2 separate regions of the Homo sapiens genome follow, and region 1 is linked to region 2. Evidence: read pairs that join two places in POLR2A ChIA-PET (ENCODE). Cell type or tissue: GM12878. All regions are shown on one strand. Links, peaks and the distances in the headings refer to the core of each region. The heading gives the core; the rest is flanking DNA. Region 1 has its middle 16 kb from the start of NPC1L1. Region 2 overlaps OGDH (oxoglutarate dehydrogenase).

The links. Peaks named below come from ENCODE experiments on the same cell type or tissue, not always from the same donor. Only the 100,000 strongest peaks of a DNase experiment are listed, where the experiment ranks them.
Region 1: POLR2A ChIA-PET joins it to region 2 with 7 read pairs; 7 of 35 experiments call an interaction of 5 or more read pairs at or near these places.

What each region holds. Positions count from the first base shown.
Region 1 is chr7:44,552,561-44,561,101 of GRCh38, forward strand. No RefSeq gene overlaps it. Among named protein-coding and RNA genes, the nearest start is that of NPC1L1, 16 kb to the left of the region's middle. In GM12878, for the core only: no CTCF peak of the experiment used is centred there; no DNase peak of the experiment used is centred there.
Region 2 is chr7:44,610,606-44,619,146 of GRCh38, forward strand. All of the region lies in intron 1 of OGDH (oxoglutarate dehydrogenase), which reads left to right. Among named protein-coding and RNA genes, the nearest start is that of OGDH, 8.2 kb to the left of the region's middle. In GM12878, for the core only: no CTCF peak of the experiment used is centred there; no DNase peak of the experiment used is centred there; H3K27ac peaks cover 869 bases.

The DNA.
Region 1 (8,541 bases), core at 1,814-6,813, 58 kb before region 2:
AGGAGTTCAAGACCAACCTGGATTAACATAGCAAAACCCCATCTCTACAAAAAAGAGAGAAGGAGGAAAGAAAGGAAGAGGAAGAGAAAGAAAAAAAGAAGAAGGAGGAGGAGGATGTTGGGAAAAAGCTGAGTGTTGGGAGGGAAACTGAGGCAGGACTTGCATAATGTCCTCTGGAATGTGTCTAGACTTGCTGGCTCCTTGCTTCTAGCCCTCCTAGGCTCCTATTCCCATTATCTCAAGTAGCAGAACATGTTCCATATAAATGCTAAACTGTCACAGCTGTAGATCATGCGCCTGCCCTTTTGACCTCCACATTCTCACCACCTGTTTCTTTTTTTTTTTTTTAATACTTTAAGTTCTAGGGTACATGTGCACAACGTGCAGGTTTGTTACATATGTATACATGTGCCATGTTGGTGTGCTGCACCCATTAAGTCGTCATTTACATTAAGTATATCTCCTAATGCTATCCCTCCCCTCACGCCACAACGGGCCCCGGTGTGTGATGTTCCCCTTCCTGTGTCCAAGTGTTCTCATTGTTCAATTCCCACCTATGAGTGAGAACATGCCTCACCACCTGTTTCTTTGTTGGATTACCAATAAATACTGTGGACTCCCAGAGCGCAGGGCTTTCGCAGCCTCCATGATCACGATGGCCCCTTGGTGTCCCACCTTTATCTCTCAAACTGTCTTTGTCTCAATCCTTTGACTCCACCGGACTTTGTCACCCCCACGACCTGGTGTTGGGTCTGATCACCCCAACAGGAGGAGGGGGAGGAGGAGGAAGGGCGAGGAGGAAGAAGGAGGAGGGGGAGGAGAAGAGAAGAAGAAAGATTTGAAATTTTCTAACTGCACACCTTAAGGAGCTAGAAAAAGAAAAACTAAACTCAAAGCTAGAATTTTTAAAAATAATAAAGACTACAACTGAGATAAGTGAAATAGGGAATAGAAAACTATAGAGAACAGCTATGAAACAAAAAGTTGATTTCTTGAAAAAAATATTCTGAAGGAGCAATCTATAATACAAATAAAATAATACAGAAAAATAAATTTTAAAAGAAAAAAATCAACAAAATTGACAAACCTTTAGGTAAGGTGACTAAGAAAAAGAGAAGACTCATATTACCAAAATCACAAATGAAAGTGGGAACTTTACAATTTTACAGAAATAAAAAATACAATATAATACTATAAATGACTGTATAACAAACGATAATCTAGAAGAAATGGACAAATTGCTAGACATTGCATACCAAAACTGATTCATGAAGAAGCAGAAAATCTAAATAGACATATAACTAGTAAGGAAATTGAATCAGTAATTTTTAAACTCCCCCAAAAGAAAAGCCCAGGATCAGATGGCTTCACTGGCGAATTCTAGCAAACATTTAAAGCAGAATTAATATCAGCTGGGCATGGTGGCTCAACGCCTGTAATCCCAGCACTTTAGGAGGCTGAGGCAGGCGGATCACCTGAGGTCGGAATTTGAGACCAGCCTGACCAACATGGAGAAACCCCGTCTCTACTAAAAATACAAAATTAGCTGGGCATGGTGGCACATGTCTGTAATCCCAGCTACTCAGGAAGCTGGGGCAGGAGAATCGCTTGAACCCAGTTGGCAGAGGTTGCTGTGAGCCAAGATCACGCTATTGCACTCCAGCCTGGGCAACAAGAGCAAAACTCCATCTCAAAAAAAAAAAAGAAAGAAAAAGAAAAAGAAAAAGAAATAATATCAATCCTCCTCAAATTCTTCCCTAAATTGAAGAGGAAAGAACACTTCCTAACTTATTCTATGAGGGCATGTTCATAGTATCCTGATCCTATGGTATACTGATATCAAAACCAAAGGCACTACAAGAAAACTACAGATCTCATAAATATTGAATAAAATATACATGAATACTGAGTAAAAGTACTAGCGAACCAAGCTGAACATCGTATTAAAAAGATTATACACATTGGCCAGGCGCAGTGGCTCAAGCCTGTAATCCCAGTACTTTGGGAGGCCGAGGCAGGCAGATCACTTGAGGTCAGGAGTTCGAGACCAGCCTGGCCAACATGGTGAAACCTCGTCTCTACTAAAAATACAAAAACTAGCCGGCTGTGGTGGTACATGCCTGTAGTCCCAGCTACTTAGGAGGCTGAGGCAGAAGAATCACTTGGACCTGGGAGGCAGAGGTTGCAATGAGCTGAGATCATGCAACTGGACTCCAGCCTGGGCCACAGAGCAAGACTCCCTCTCCAAAAAAAAACAAAACAAAAAAAGAGTATACATCATGACCAGGTAGACTTTATTCCTGGAATATAAGGATGGTTCAACATATGGAAATCAATTAATGAACTATACCAGATTAACAGGATGAAGGGAAAAAATCACATGATTCTCTCAACCGATGCAGAAAAGACATCTGACAATATCCGACATCCTTTCATAATAAAACCACTCAGAAAACAAGGAATACAGGTAACTCTCTCAACATGATAAAGGCCATGTATGAAAAAAAATGTCCAGGTGTGGTGGCTCATGCCTGTAATCTCAGCACTTTGGGAGGCTGAGGCGGGTAGATCACTTGAGGTCAGGAGTTAAGAGACCAGCCTGGCCAACATGGTGATACCCCATCTCTACTAAAAATACAAAAAATTAGCCAGGCGTGGTTGCACACGCCTGTAATCCCATCTACTCGGGAGGCTGAGACAGGAGAATCACTTGAACTCAGGAGGCAGAGGTTGCAGTCAGCTGAGATTGTGCCATTGCACTCCAGCCTGGGCGACAGAGTGAGATTTCGTCTCAAAAACAAAAACAACCAAAAAACCCCACAGTTTATATCATCCTCAGTGACAGAAGGCTGGCAGGCTCAATGATTCATGCTCATAATCCCACTGCTTTGGGAGGCCAATGTGGTAGAATCACTGGAGCCCAGGAGTTCAAGAGAAGCCTGGGCAACATTACAAGACACTGTCAAAGCAAGGTCAAATCAAGGGTCAAAGCAAGGTCAAAGGAAGGTCAAAGCAAGACCCTACCAAAAAAAATCTTGGTGTAGTGGTGCATGCCTGTAGTCCTAGTTACTCAGGAGGCTCAGACAGGAGGATCACTTGAGCCCAGGAGTTTGAGGCTGCTGTGAACCACGATTACATCACTGCACTCCAGCCTGGAAAACAGAGGAAGACTCTGTCTCGAAAAATAATTTTTTTTTTTAATGATGAAAGACTGAAGGTTTTTCCTCTAAGATCAGGCAGAAGAGGGCTGGGGGTGGTGGCTCATGCCTGTAATGCTAGCACTTTGGGAAGCTGAGGTGGGTGGATCACAAGGTCAGAAGTTCAAGGCCAGCCTAACCAACATGGCAAAACCCCGTCTCTACTAAAAATGCAAAAATTAGCCGGGCGTGGAAATTAGCCAGGCACCACACCTGGCTAATTTTTGTATTTTTAGTAGAGACAGGGTTTTGCTATGTTGGCCAGGCTGGTCTTGAACTCCTGACCTCAGTTGATCTGCCCACTTCTGCCTCTCAGAGTGCTGGGATTACCGGCACGAGCCCACCATGCCCAGGGGAGATACTTTCTTTTTTATATTTTGAGATAAGAAAAGCTTTATTTAAAGTCAACTGGCAAGGAAGGAGGGAATGCTCAATCTCTTTTCCTGAGCTAGGGGTTGGGTTGGGTTTTATAAGCACAGGGTAATAATGAGGCATGATCTAATTGGATCTCACAATGAGGTGATGCTGGAAGGTAATATCTGACTGGATCCTGCCGTGGGGTGATGCCAGAGCTTGATCTGATTGGATCCTGGATCCTGCCATGTGGTGTGTGGTGTCCGATGTTTTGTTTTTTAACTTTGTTTTTTGTTTTTTTGAGACAGAGTCTCGCTTTGTCACCCAAACTGGAGTGCAGTGGAGCGATCTCAGCCTACTGCAAACTCTGCCTCCCAAGTTCAAGCAATTCTCCTGCCTCAGCCTCCTGAGTAGCTGGGATTACAGGCATGGACCACCACACCTGGCTTTTTTTTTTTTTTTCCTTTTTTGGTAGAGACAGGGTTTCACCAAGTTGGGCAGGCTGGTCTCAAACTCCTGACCTCAAGTGATCCGCCCACCTCGGCCTCCCAAAAGGCTGGGATTACAGGCATGAGCTACCATGCCTGGCCTTGTTTTTTAACTTTTATTTTACATTAAGTTGTACATATGCAGGTTTGTTATATAGGTAAACTTGTGTCACGGGGGTTTGTTGTACAGATTATTTTCTCGCCCAGGTACTAAGTCTAGTACCCAATAGTTATTTTTCCTGCTCCTCTCCCTCCTCCCACCCTCCACTGGGTTCCAGCATCTGTCGTTCCCCTCTTAGTGCCTATGAGTTCTCATCATTTAGTGAGAGAATATAAGTGAGAATATGTGGTATTTTGTTTTCTGTTCCTGCGTTAGTTTGCTAAGGATAATGGCCTCCAGCTCCATCCATGTTCCTGCAAAGGACATAATCACATGTCTTTTTTTATGTCTGAATAGTATTCCATGACATATATGTACATTTTCTTTATCCAATCTGTCATTGATGGGCATTTAGGTTGATTCCATGTCTTTACTATTGTGAATAGTGCTGCAATGAACAGACGTGTGCATGTGTCCTTATGGCAGAACAACTTACATTCCTTTGGGTATATACCCAGTAATGGGATTGCTGGGTCGAATGGTAGTTCTGCCTTTAGGTCTCTGAGGAATTGCCACGCTGCTTTCCACAATGGTTGACCTAATTTACACTCCCACCAACACTGTACAAGTGTTCCCTTTTCTCTATGACCTTGCCAGCATGTTATTTTTTCTTTTTTTTACTTTTTAATAATAGCCATTCTGGCTGATGTGAGATGGTATCTCATTGTGGTTTTGATTTCTGTTTCTTTAATGATCAGTGATATTGAGTTTTTTTTCAAATGTTTGTTGGTTGCATGTATGTCTTCTTTCGAAAAGTGTCTAGGAATGAGATACTGTCACCACTTCTATTCAACATAGTGTTAAAAGTTCTAACCAGAGCAATTTGGCAAAAATGAAATGAAAAGAAAAGAGAAAAGAGAGAAAGAGAGAGAGAGAAAGAGAGGGAGAGAGGGAGGGAGGGAAAAGGGAAGGGGAAGGGAAAGGGGAAGGGGAGGGAGGAAGGAAAAGAGTGTCCAAATTAGAAAAAAATTAAACTTATCTCTATTTGCAGATAGATTTTATATTCTAAAACAGTAAATACGCCACTGAAAATGTATTATAACTTGTCTGAGTGTGGTGGAGCATGCCTATAATCCCAGCACTTTGGGAGACTGAGGCAGGACAATCACTTGAGCCCAGGAGTTTAAGACCAGCCTGGGCAACAACGTGAGACCCCATCTCTACAAAAAATAAAATAATTAGCCAGGCATGCTGGCATGCCTGTAGTCCCAGCTATTCAGGAGGCTGAGGCAGGAGGACTGTTTGAGTCCTGGCAATGGAGACTGCAGTGAGCTATAACCGTGCCACTGCACTCCAGCCTAGACAACAGGGTGAGACCCTATCTTGAAAATTTTTTTTAATAAAAAAAATTACTAGAACTAATAAATGAACTTGGCAAAATTATAGGATACAAAATCAATACACAAAAATCAGATGCATTTCCTTCCTTCCTTTCCTTTCCCTCCCTCCCTCCCTCTCTCTCTCTCTCTCTTTTTCTTTCTTTTCTTCTTTCTTTCTTCCTATCTGTCTTTTTTCTTTTTGAGACAGGGTCTCACTTTTTCACCCAGGCTGGAGTGCAGTGACACGATCATCACTAACTGCAGCCTTGACCTCCCAGGCTCAAGCAGTTCTCCCACCGTAGCCTTCGGAGTAGCTAGGAGGGACTACAGGTGCTCATCACCATGCCTAGCTAATCTTCCCCCTCCCTCCTTCTCCTCCCCCCTCCCCCCTCCCCCCTCCCCTCCCCTCCCCTCTCCTTTCCTTTCCTTGACAGGGTCTTGATCTGTCGCCCAGGCTGGAGTGCAATGGCGTGACTCAGCTCACTGCAACTTACGCCTCCCCAGTTCTAAGTGATTCCCTTGCCTCAGCCTCCCGAGTAAGTAGAATTACAGGTGTGCCACCATGCCCAGCTAATTTTATATTTTTAGTAGAGACAGGGTTTCACCATGTTGGCCAGGCTGGTCTCGAACTCCTGACCTCAGGTGATCCACCCGCCTTAGCCTCCCAAAGTGCTGGGATTACAGGCGTGAGCCACTGCACCCAGCCCCTGGCTAATTTTTTTAATTTTTATTTTTAGAGATGGCATTTCACTGTGTTGCCCAGGCTGGTCTTGAACTCCTGGCCTCAAGTGATCCTCACTCTTCAGCCTCCTGAATTGCTGGGATTATAAGTGAGGGCCACCATGCCTGACTTTAGCACCACTTATCTTGACACATGAAAAAGATAAACCATTCTGTTCCCACTGTTCCTGCCATCTGGTGGTCTCTTACTTGCAGCTGTATACACTCCTAACTGATGTACCTGTAATTCCCTGCTGTCCACCACCTGACTATTAGCACCCCTTCTCCTACTGTTGCCCCACAGCAGAGTCCTCAACCTCAACACTACGGACATTTTCAACCACAGAACTCTCTTGTGGGGGCTGCCTTGTACATTGCATGATTTTAACAGTATCCCCGGCCTCTTCCCACCTAAAGCCAGTAGCATCCATTGCCCAGATATGATAACCTAAAATGTTTCTTGGCTGGCACAGTGGCTCACACCTGTAATCCCAGCACTTTGGGAGGCTGAGGCGGGCAGATCACTTGAGGTTAGGAGTTCATGACCAGCCTGGCCAACATGGTGAAACCCCATCTCCTAAAAATACAAAGATTAGCTGGGTGTGGTGGCACATGCCTGTAGTCCCAACTACTTGGCAGGCTGAGGCAGGAGAATCACTTGAACCCGGGAGGTGGATGGAGGTTGTAGTGAGCCAAGAACACACCACTGCACTCCAGCCTGGGCAACGGAGCAAGACTCTGTCTCAAAAAAAAAAAAACAACAATATTTCTATACTTTCCCAAAAGCCCCACTGGGGCAAATCTGGCCAAGAACCACCACCCTGCAGGAAGCCTGTGCTAAGCCAACTAATCTGCTCCCTCCACCCAGCTCTGCTATAACCAAGCCAAGCCTGTCTCTCAGGCTTCTCCGGGCCTTCCCAACGCCTGCGCATACAATCTCCTTGGCAGTGAGGATTTCTACCACCACCCAGGCCTGAGTGGTCTCTCCCTCCTCTGGCCATGATAGCAGGGGTTGGCTGTCTCCCTTGGCACTTGGCCTAACCATCACTGCATTCATGCATTTTGCTTCTAAAAGCTGAGGTCCTGGTTCCCGGGGCGGGGGCCATACCTCCTACACCAAGAATCCTTGAACCTATAGGGGTCCAATTTGTACATTTCGGTGATTGTATTAGGTACTTCGCTTCACGAATACAGCTGCAGTCAGGACCCGTTGCTGTCAAAGCCATAGACTCAGGACTGTGTGACCCTCCATCTCCCCACTGCTGGAACAGCCACAAGCAGTTCAGGAGCCTGGTCCCCCAGCCCACTGCTGAGGAGAAGGGCGTGTTGGTCCATGGAGGGGATGAGGCAGGCTGAATCTATAAAGGGTCGGGGGGTCCCAAGTACTTCCTGAGGGCTCCCTGAATGGGAGGATGGGCAGCTCTGCCCTGACTGTTGCTCCCAGCATCCCAGCTGCAGGTTCTGATGGAAGAGGGTCTTAGCCTGGGCAGGGCTAAGATGGTGAAGCCAGACCACTAGCAGGGGTAGCCACCAGAAATGGAGATCACATGTCAAGGCTGAGGGGAGGCAAGGTCTGGGGACTGGCCCTACATGCTTACTCTCTACTGTACAAGCATCAGTTGCTTCTCACATTCGTCCCAGCCCTGCAAGCTGATGGGTAGCCTTCATCCTGGACCCTTTGTCTTCTGTGATGGTCCCCCTCAACACAAAACTGCATTTTCTAACCTTGAACCAACAAGTTGTACAGTGAGCTGTGGGGAACAAAAGGGGCCATGAGAGGGGCCTGAAGCAGGGTCTCCCAGATGGGAGCAGGCATGGGCCCCTGCCTACTACGCCTGATACCCCTGGCCTTGACAAACATGAGACCCGTGGAGGACGAGGATGAGGGCTTCCTGTCTGAGCCCTGAGTCATGGAGGTGACACAGAGGGAGGGTCCTGCCTGCTGCACGGGGGGCACAGAGTCCAGCTCCATGCGGTGCTATTCCTACCACATCCTTCCCTCTGCTTTTAACTGGAATTAGTCCTCAAGAGCCTCAGGCAGTAGAAAGGTTGTGAAAAGAGAATTACCTCCGGGGCATTAAGGATACTCTCAGGGAAAAGCTTTTAATGAACCACTGGACTCAGGAACACACAGATATGCAACTTGGCATGGTCCTTGCCTCCGAAGAGCTCCCACATCAAGGTGGGGACAGGCCCCAGCAATTAGAGCTTCATGAGGTCAGAGCAGCATCAGACACACAGAGGAGGATGCCCAGCCCAGGCTGGCGCTCAGGAAGACTTCCTGGAGGAGGCCACGCGTGGGT
Region 2 (8,541 bases), core at 1,734-6,733:
TCATCTTTTTGTTTGTTTGTTTGTTTGAGACGGAGTCTTGCTCTGTTGCCCAGGCTGGAGTGCAGTGGTGCAATCTTGGCTCACTGCAACCTCCACCTCCCCGGTTCAAGCCTTTCTCAGCCTCCCAAGTAGCTGGGACTACAGCCGCGTGCCACCACGCCCGGCTAATTCTTTTGTATTTTTAGTAGAGACGGGCTTTTACTGTGTTAGCCAGGATGGTCTGGATCTCCTGACCTCGTGATCGACACCCCCTTGGCCTCCCAAAGTGCTGGGATTACAGGCGTGAGCCACCGCGCTCAGCCCCTTTTCATCTTCTTAACGGGGTCTTTTGCAAAGCAAAAGTTTATAATTTTGATGAGGTCTGGTTTACCAATTTTATCTTTTGTTAGATTGCTTTTGGTGTTGAGTTGAAGAACTCTTTGCCTAGCCCAAATTCCTGAAGATTTTATCATATGTATTTTTCTAAATTTTTTTTTTTTTTTTTTTGGAGACACGGTCTTACTCTGTCACCCCAGGCTGGAGTGCAGTGGCATGATCACAGCTCACCGCAGCCTCAACCTCCTGGGCTCAGGTGATCCGGTGATCCTCACACCTCAGCCTCCTGAGTAGCTAAGAGTACCGGAGTCTGCACCATGCCTGGCTAATTTTTGTATTTTTTGTTTTTTGGTTTTTTGAGACGGAGTCTCGCTCTGTCGCCCAGGCTGGAGTGCTGGAGTGCAGTGGCACGATCTCAGCTCACTGCAACCTCCGCCTTCCGGGTTCATGCCATTCTCCCACCTCAGCCTCCTGAGTAGCTGGGACTACAGGTGCCCGCCACCATGCCCGGCTAATTTTTTTTTTTTGTATTTTTTAGTAGAGACGGGGTTTCACTGTGTTACCCAGGATGGTCTCGATCTCCTGACCTCGTGATCCCCCCCGCCTCGGCCTCCCAAAGTGCTGGGATTACAGGCGTGAGCCACCGTGCCTGGCCTAATTTTTGTATTTTTTGTAGGGACGGGTTTTGCCATGTTGCCCAGACTGGTCTCAAACTCCTGGGGTCAAGCAATCCTCCCACCTTGGCTTCCTGAAGTGCCAGGATTACAGGCGTGAGCCACTGCGCCTGGCCACTTTTATAAAATTTTTAAATTTTACATTTAAATCTATGATTCATTTAGACTTAATTTCTTTTTTCTTTTTTTTTTTATGTTTTCACTTTATGGTACTTTTTGATGAACAGTTTTTAATTTTAATGTAATTGATATAAATTTAGTCTTGTGGCCAGCTTTTTTTGAGTCCTAAAGACTCAAGATCAAATAGATATTCTAAAAGTTTTAATGTTTTTTTTTATTATTATGCTTTAAGTTCTGGGGTACATGTGCACAACATGCAGGTTTGTTACATATGTATACATGTGCCATGTTGGTGTGCTGCACCCATTAACTCGTCATTTACATTAGGTATATCCATTTGGAGTTAATTTCTGTATGTGGTTTAAAGTTTGAGTGTTTTTTGGTTTTTGTGGGGGGTTTTTGCTTATGAATATCTAACCAGCACCGTTTGTTTGAGAAGACTGTTTTTCTTCCATTGAATTGCTTTTGCACTTTCGTCAGAAATCACTTGGCTGTACTTGTGTGACTCTGTTTCTGATTCTCTGTTGCATTCCATTGATCTTTGTGTCTATCCCATCACCAATACCGAGAGTTTTTATTATTGTAGCTCATAAGAAGTCTCAAAATCGGATAGATTGATTTCTCTCACTTCTTTTTCAAAATTGTTTCAGCTAATCTAGTTCTTTTGCCTTTCTTTTTTTTTTCTTGTGACGGAGTCTTACTCTGTTGCCCAGGCTGGAGTGCAATGGGCATGATCTCGGCTCACTGCAACCTCTGCATCCTGGGTTCAAGCGATTCTCCTGCCTCAGACCCCCGAGTAGGTGGGACTACAGGCATGCACCACCACACCCTGCTAATTTTTTTTATTTTTAGTAGAGATGGGGTTTCACCATGTTGGCCAGGCTGGTCTTGAACTCCTGATCTCATGATCCACTCGCCTCGGCCTCCCAAAGTGCTAGGATTACAGGCGTGAGCCACCACGCCTGGCCACCTTTCTTCATTATACTTATTTATTATTTTTGAGGCAGGGTCTTACTCTGTCACCCAGGCTGGAGTAGAGTGGCATTATCACAGCTCACTGCAGCCTCTACTTCCAGGCTCAAGCAATCTTGCTACTTCAGCCTCCTGAGTAGCTGGGACTGCAGGCACGTACCACCACGCCTGGCTGTTTTTTTTCTTTTCTTTTCTTTTCTTTTCTTTTTTTTGAGACGGAGTGTCACTCTGTCGCCCAGGCTGGAGTGCAGTGGCGCGATCTCGGCTCACTGCAACCTCCGCCTCCTGGGTTCAAGCAATTCTCCTGCCTCAGCCTCCTGAGTAGCTGGGACTACAGGCACGTGCCACCAACGTAATTTTTTTGTATTTTTAGTAGAGACAGGGTTTCACCATGTTAGCCAGGATGGTCTCGATCTCCTGACCTCGTGATCCACTTGCCTCTGCCTCCCAAAGTGCTGGGATTACAGGCATGAGCCACTGCGCCTGGCTTGTTTTTGTTTTTGTTTTTTGAGACAGTCTCACTTTGTCGCCCAGGCTGGAATGCAGTGTTGTGATCTCGGCTCACTGCAACCTCTGCCTCCCAGATTCATGTTATTCTCTCACCTCGGCCTCCTGAGTAACTGGGACTATAGGCACCCGCCACCACACCTGGCTGTTTTGTTTGTTTGTTTATTTGTTTGTTTGTTTGTTTTGAGACGGAGTCTCACTCTGTCACCCAGGCTGGAGTGCAGTGATGCGATCTTGGCTCACCGCAAGCTCTGCCACCCAGGTTCACGCCATTCTTCTGCTCAGTCTCCCGAGTAGCTGGGACTATAGGCGCCCACCACCATGCCTGGCTAATTTTTTGTATTTTTAGTAGAGATGGGGTTTCACCGTGTTAGCCAGGATGGTCTCAATCTCCTGGCCTCGTGATCCACCCGTCTCGGCCTCCCAAAGTGCTGGGATTACAGGCGTGAGCCACCACGCCCGGCTATAATTTTTATATTTTTAGTCGAGATGGGGTTTCACCATGTTGGCCAGGCCGTTCTCAAACTCCTGACCTCAAGTCATCTGCCCACATCGGCCTCCCAAAGTGCTGGGATAACAGGTGTGAGCCACTGGGCCCAGCCACCTGGCTTTTTTTTTTTTTTTTTTTTGAAGATGGCATTTTGCTGTTGTTGCACAGGCTGGAGTGCCATGGCGTGATCTCAGCTCACTGCAACCTCCACCTCTCAGGTTCAAGTGATTCTCCTGCCTCAGCCTCCCGAGTAGCTGGGATTACAGGTATGTGCTGCCACTCCCAGCTAATTTTGTATTTTTAGTTGAGACGGGGTTTCTCCATGTTGGTCAGGCTGGTCTGAAACTCCCAAACTCGGGCCATCCGCTCGCCTCGGCCTCCCAAAGTGCTGGGATTACAGGCATGAGCCACGGCACCTGGCCTAGCTGTCTTTTTAAAATTTTTATTTTTTGTAGATATAGGGTCTTGCTCTGTTGCCAAGGCTGGTCTCAAACCCCTAGGCAAGCTATCCTTTCACCTCAGCCTCCCAAAGTGCTGGGATTACAGGCCTTTTTTTTTTTTTTTCTTGTGTATAATGCACCATTTCTCTCTGGCTGCCTTCAAGGTTTTGGTTTTTTTTGTTTTTTTTGTTTGTTTGTTTTTTGTATTGAGTTTTCTGAATTTGTTTATGATGTGTCTTGGTGTGCATTTATTTGGGTTTATTCTTCACGGGGTTCTTTATGCCTTTTGCCAGATTTGGGAGATTTGTAGCCATTATTTCTTTGAATGCTTTTCCAGCCCCTCCTTCTGCCTTCATCAGGGACTCCAATGACATTAATATTAGATCTTTTGTTATTTCCCTGAGGCCTTGTTCTGTCTTCAAGTTCACTGATTTCCTCTGTCTTTATTCTGCCCTTTAACCCATGCTAAAGCTTTTTTCTTTTGCTTAGTGCATTTTTCAGTTCTGAAATGTCTGTTTTGTTCTCTACATCTTCTCTTTGCTGAAACTTTATTTTTCATTTGTTTCAAGCATGTTCATAGTTGCTCGTGGAAGCATTTTGAGGATGCCTCTTTTAGAATCTTTGTCAGATAATTGTAAGTCTACGTCATCTTGGTATTGGTGTCTATAGATTGTCTTTTTTTGTTTGAAATTATCCCGGTTCTTTTGGTTCTTTTTTTTTTTTTTTTTTTTGAGATGAAGTCTCGCTCTGTCGCCCAGGCTGGAGTGCAGTGGCGCGATCTCAGCTCACTGCAACCTCCTGGGTTCAAGCGATTCTCCTGCCTCAGCCTCCCAAGTAGCTGGGATTACAGGCATGTGCCACCATGCCAGGCTAATTTTTGTATTTTTGTAAAGATAGGGCTTCACCATGTTGGCCAGGCTGGTCTTGAATTCCTGACCTCAAGTGATAACACCTACCTCAGCCTCCCAAAGTGCTGGGATTACAGGTATGAGCCACCATGCCCGGACAAGATTATCCTGGCCCTTGGTGTAAAGAGTGATCTTTGACTTGCAACCTGGACATTCTGGGTGTTATGTTATGGACTCTTGATCTTGTTTAAATCTCTAAGCAATGCAGGCTTCCTCTGCTGGGGCAGGGAGGGGCTGCTTCCTCACTGTTGCTGGTGCGGTGTCTGGGGGGAGGGATTCCTTGTTATTGCTGTATGACTGTAAGAGTTCCCCATTAGGCCTTGGTGACATCACCCTGCCTGGGAAGGGAGGGGTGCTGCTTCATTACTGCTGGATGGGATTGAAATCCAGACTCCCTACCTGGTCTCCACTATCTTATCAGGGAGTGAGTTGGAAGGGCTCATTATTCACCAGGTGGGGATGAAAGTCCCTGGTCCCTATTCTGACACCAGCTGAGTGGAGTGAGGATATTTCCTGTGGAATTTGGCCGCAGTAGAGCAATTGTTGTTTAAAACTTTAAAAGTTTTCCATCTTGCTGCTCTTTTCCTGGTCCTTTGGCTAGAGAGAACAGGTTTCTGTTTGTAGTTTTCTTTGTCTACACCTGTTGGCATTTCTGGGTTGTAGGCTTCTCGAGTACCCAGGTCTGAAACACATGAAGCATAAAGAAAATCAAGAACTCAGTGCTCGGCTGGGTGTGGTGGCTCATACCTGTAATCCTAGCACTTTGGGAGTCTGACACTTGAGGTCAGGAGTTCGAGGCCACCCTGGCCAACATGGCAAAACTGTCTCTATAAAAAATACAAAAATTAGCCAGGCATGGTGATGTGCGCCTGTAGTAGTCTCAGCTACTTGGGGGACTGAGGTGGGAGAATCACTTGAGCCTGGGAGGTCCAGGCTGCAGTGAGCCGAGATCACACCACTGCACTCCAGCCTGGGCAACAGAGCAAGACCCTGACAGAAAGAAAAAAAAAAAAAACCTCAATGCTCTTTCTTTGGGTCCTCTGGTTCCTAGCCAGTCTGCTTCCTTCTCTCCACCTTTCACAGTCTTGTTTTGTCTTAAATGTAACGCCTCATGTTTTTAGCTATATTTAGCAGGAAACACGTTTTATATATGCTTTAATGAGATGTTGAAAAATTGTCCTGCTTTCCATAAAGATTTAATAATTTACACTCTATCAATACCTTTTAAAAGTGCCTATTTATCTACACCCTCCCCAGTCAACCTGTTTATACCACATCAGTCATGGGCATCTCAGATGCTGTGGGGCCACGTCTCAGGGAAAGGGCAGAACAGTCTTCAGACCTATATACTGAAGCGTACTCAGGGATCTGATCAGGGAGGTGTCAGTCCCTACCAGTGGTGACCACCCATGATTGGTGAGCTAAATAGGCTTCTGTGCTAAATGATGGAGACAGCCTACTAATGTTTTGGAAGTTACCAGTTGACCGCCACTCCAAATTAGCTAATGTTTAGGTTTAAATATCTTGGAAACTTGAACTTTTTATATCACTAGTTTGCCTTTTTTCCTAGGCTACATATATATATGTATATATATATACACATGTTTATGTATATATACACATATATATACGTATATACGTATATATACACATATGTATATGTATATATATACACACATGTTTATGTATATATACACATATATACGTATATAAGTGTATATGTGTATATATATACACGTATATGTGTATATGCATATATATATGTGTATATATATGCATATATACGTATATATGTGTATATATACACATATACGTGTATATATATACACATATATATATACGTATATATATATGTATATATGTGAGCCGAGATCGCGCCACTGCACTCCATCCTGGACGACAGAGCGAGACTCCTTTCGGAGCTCTGGAGTCTCACTCTGTCGTCCAGGCTGGAGTGCAGTGGCGCGATCTCGGCTCACAGTAACCACCTCCCGGGTTCAAGCAATTCTCCTGCCTCAGCCTCCCAAGTAGCTGGACTACAGGCACCCGCCACAATGCACAGCTAATTTTTTTGTAGTTTTAGTAGAGGCGGGGTTTCAGCATGTTGGCCAGGCTGGTCTCAAACTCCTGATCTCAGGTGATCCACCCACCTCGACCTCCCAAAGTGCTGGGATTACAGGCATGAACCACCATACCCAACCATTTCTTTAGTCATAGATATACCTTCAAGTTTTCAAAGTGCTTTCATATTTGTGTTACAATTACAAAAAGACATTATGAGGGGGTTAGGAGTAATTACTGTCTCCACTTTATGGCCCAGGAAAGCTCACACAGTGACTTGGTGTCACGTGGTCTCTGTTGGCCCAGGAAAGCTCACACAGTGACTTGGTGTCACACGGTCTCTGTACCTGCAGGCTCAACAATTGTTTCCATCTAGCAATGAAAAAAAACTTTACAGTTTAAAAGTAATCCTCACTACTTCCCTCAGCTTATATGTAATGAGGTGTCACTAGTGAAAGATAATAAATTCTTTGAGATTCTCAGCCAATAAGGGAGAATTGATATCTGTACTCTGTACATGAGTTCTTTGTATTACTACTAAAACAAAAATAATTGCAGGCATGAGACAACAGCCATAGGTCTGTAGCAAATGTGTTCATGATTCATCAGAAGAATTGAGTCTGAAACTGAAAAAAAGAAAGTGGATGAGTTGTCCTTTAAAATGGTTGCCAGCTAACACTCATAGGGTTTAAGGATCATGTAATGATGTGTGGGTTTTTTTCCCTCAAAGACTTATTTACTGAGAAACAGCAGACTGTTTTTGCTAGGTCTTGCCTTTTTAATCACCCCCCTACCTAGCCAATGTCATATTGATAGGCGTCAGTAGTTGGTTTATTTCCCTCATTCTTTGTGCCCTGGGATAGGGTACCTCCTACCCAACTGGGGAAATTCGAGGCATAGACCTCGAAGGCTTCATATTTCAGACAGAACCCTATTTAAGTATATCGTTTCCTAAGGGCAGGGCGTTTAACACCTAAAAACTAATTTTCCTTTGGTTTTTACTTTTTTTCTTTGTACAACTTATTTTTCCCAAATGTATGTGTTTATTTTTGCATCTTGAAATTAATGGATTACAACTTGTATCATTTTTGTGTACAGTGATAAGTTCAGTTACATTTTTTCTTACACATTAAAAAAATAACTTTATTGAGACATAATTCACATACCATACAATTCACTCATTTAAATTGTAAGGTGAATGTTTTTCAGTATATTAGAGGGTTGTGACACCATCAGCACAATCTAGTTTTAGAGCATTTTCATCCTCTCCTCCCAAAAAGAAAGCCCTATGTCCATTGAGTTACTCCTCATCCTTCCCTCATTTCTCTGCCCCAGCCCCAGGCAACCACTAATCTACTTTCTCTCTGTATAGATTTGCCTATTCTGGAATGTGATATTATTATCGTATATGGGTTTTTGTCCATGATTCCTGGTTCCATAGTTCTTGTTATTTCCTAAGTAACTAAAATAAGCATGTATTTTGTTAAAGTATTTCTCCTTGGTTCCTGAAGTAGCTTCCAAACAGCTTCAGAGTGATAAAGGTGGAAGTCTTTTGTTACAATGTTGGGGTGCTTTAGGCCCCAGAAACAGGCCTGTGGCACTCCTTTCACCTGCTGCTTTTTCTCCCCAAGGGAGGCCATAGAAACTAAAAATATACTCTAATATTCCTCCACTGTTCTGTCTTGGAGCCGGCAATAAAGAAATTCTCTGACCTACCTTGTCTGATTGTAGGTCACAAGACACCCACTTCAGGAGTCCTGCCTCACACCCACAGGAAGGAATCCTGCACAGAGAGGCCAAGAAGAATCTGAACAAACAGGCCTGGCTGGGTTTCCCCACTCGGTCTGTTGGTATTAGATCATACCCTTTTTGCCTGATCACCTATCTACATGGTTATCTATGCTTCAGTCATGCATATCCAATGAAGTCTCCATAAAAGGCCCAAGAGGATGGGGTACGGAGAGCTTCTGGATAGCTGAACATGTGGAGATTCCTGGAGGGTGGCATGCCTGGGGAGGGTATGGAAGCCTCCTTACCCCATCCTACACCTTGAC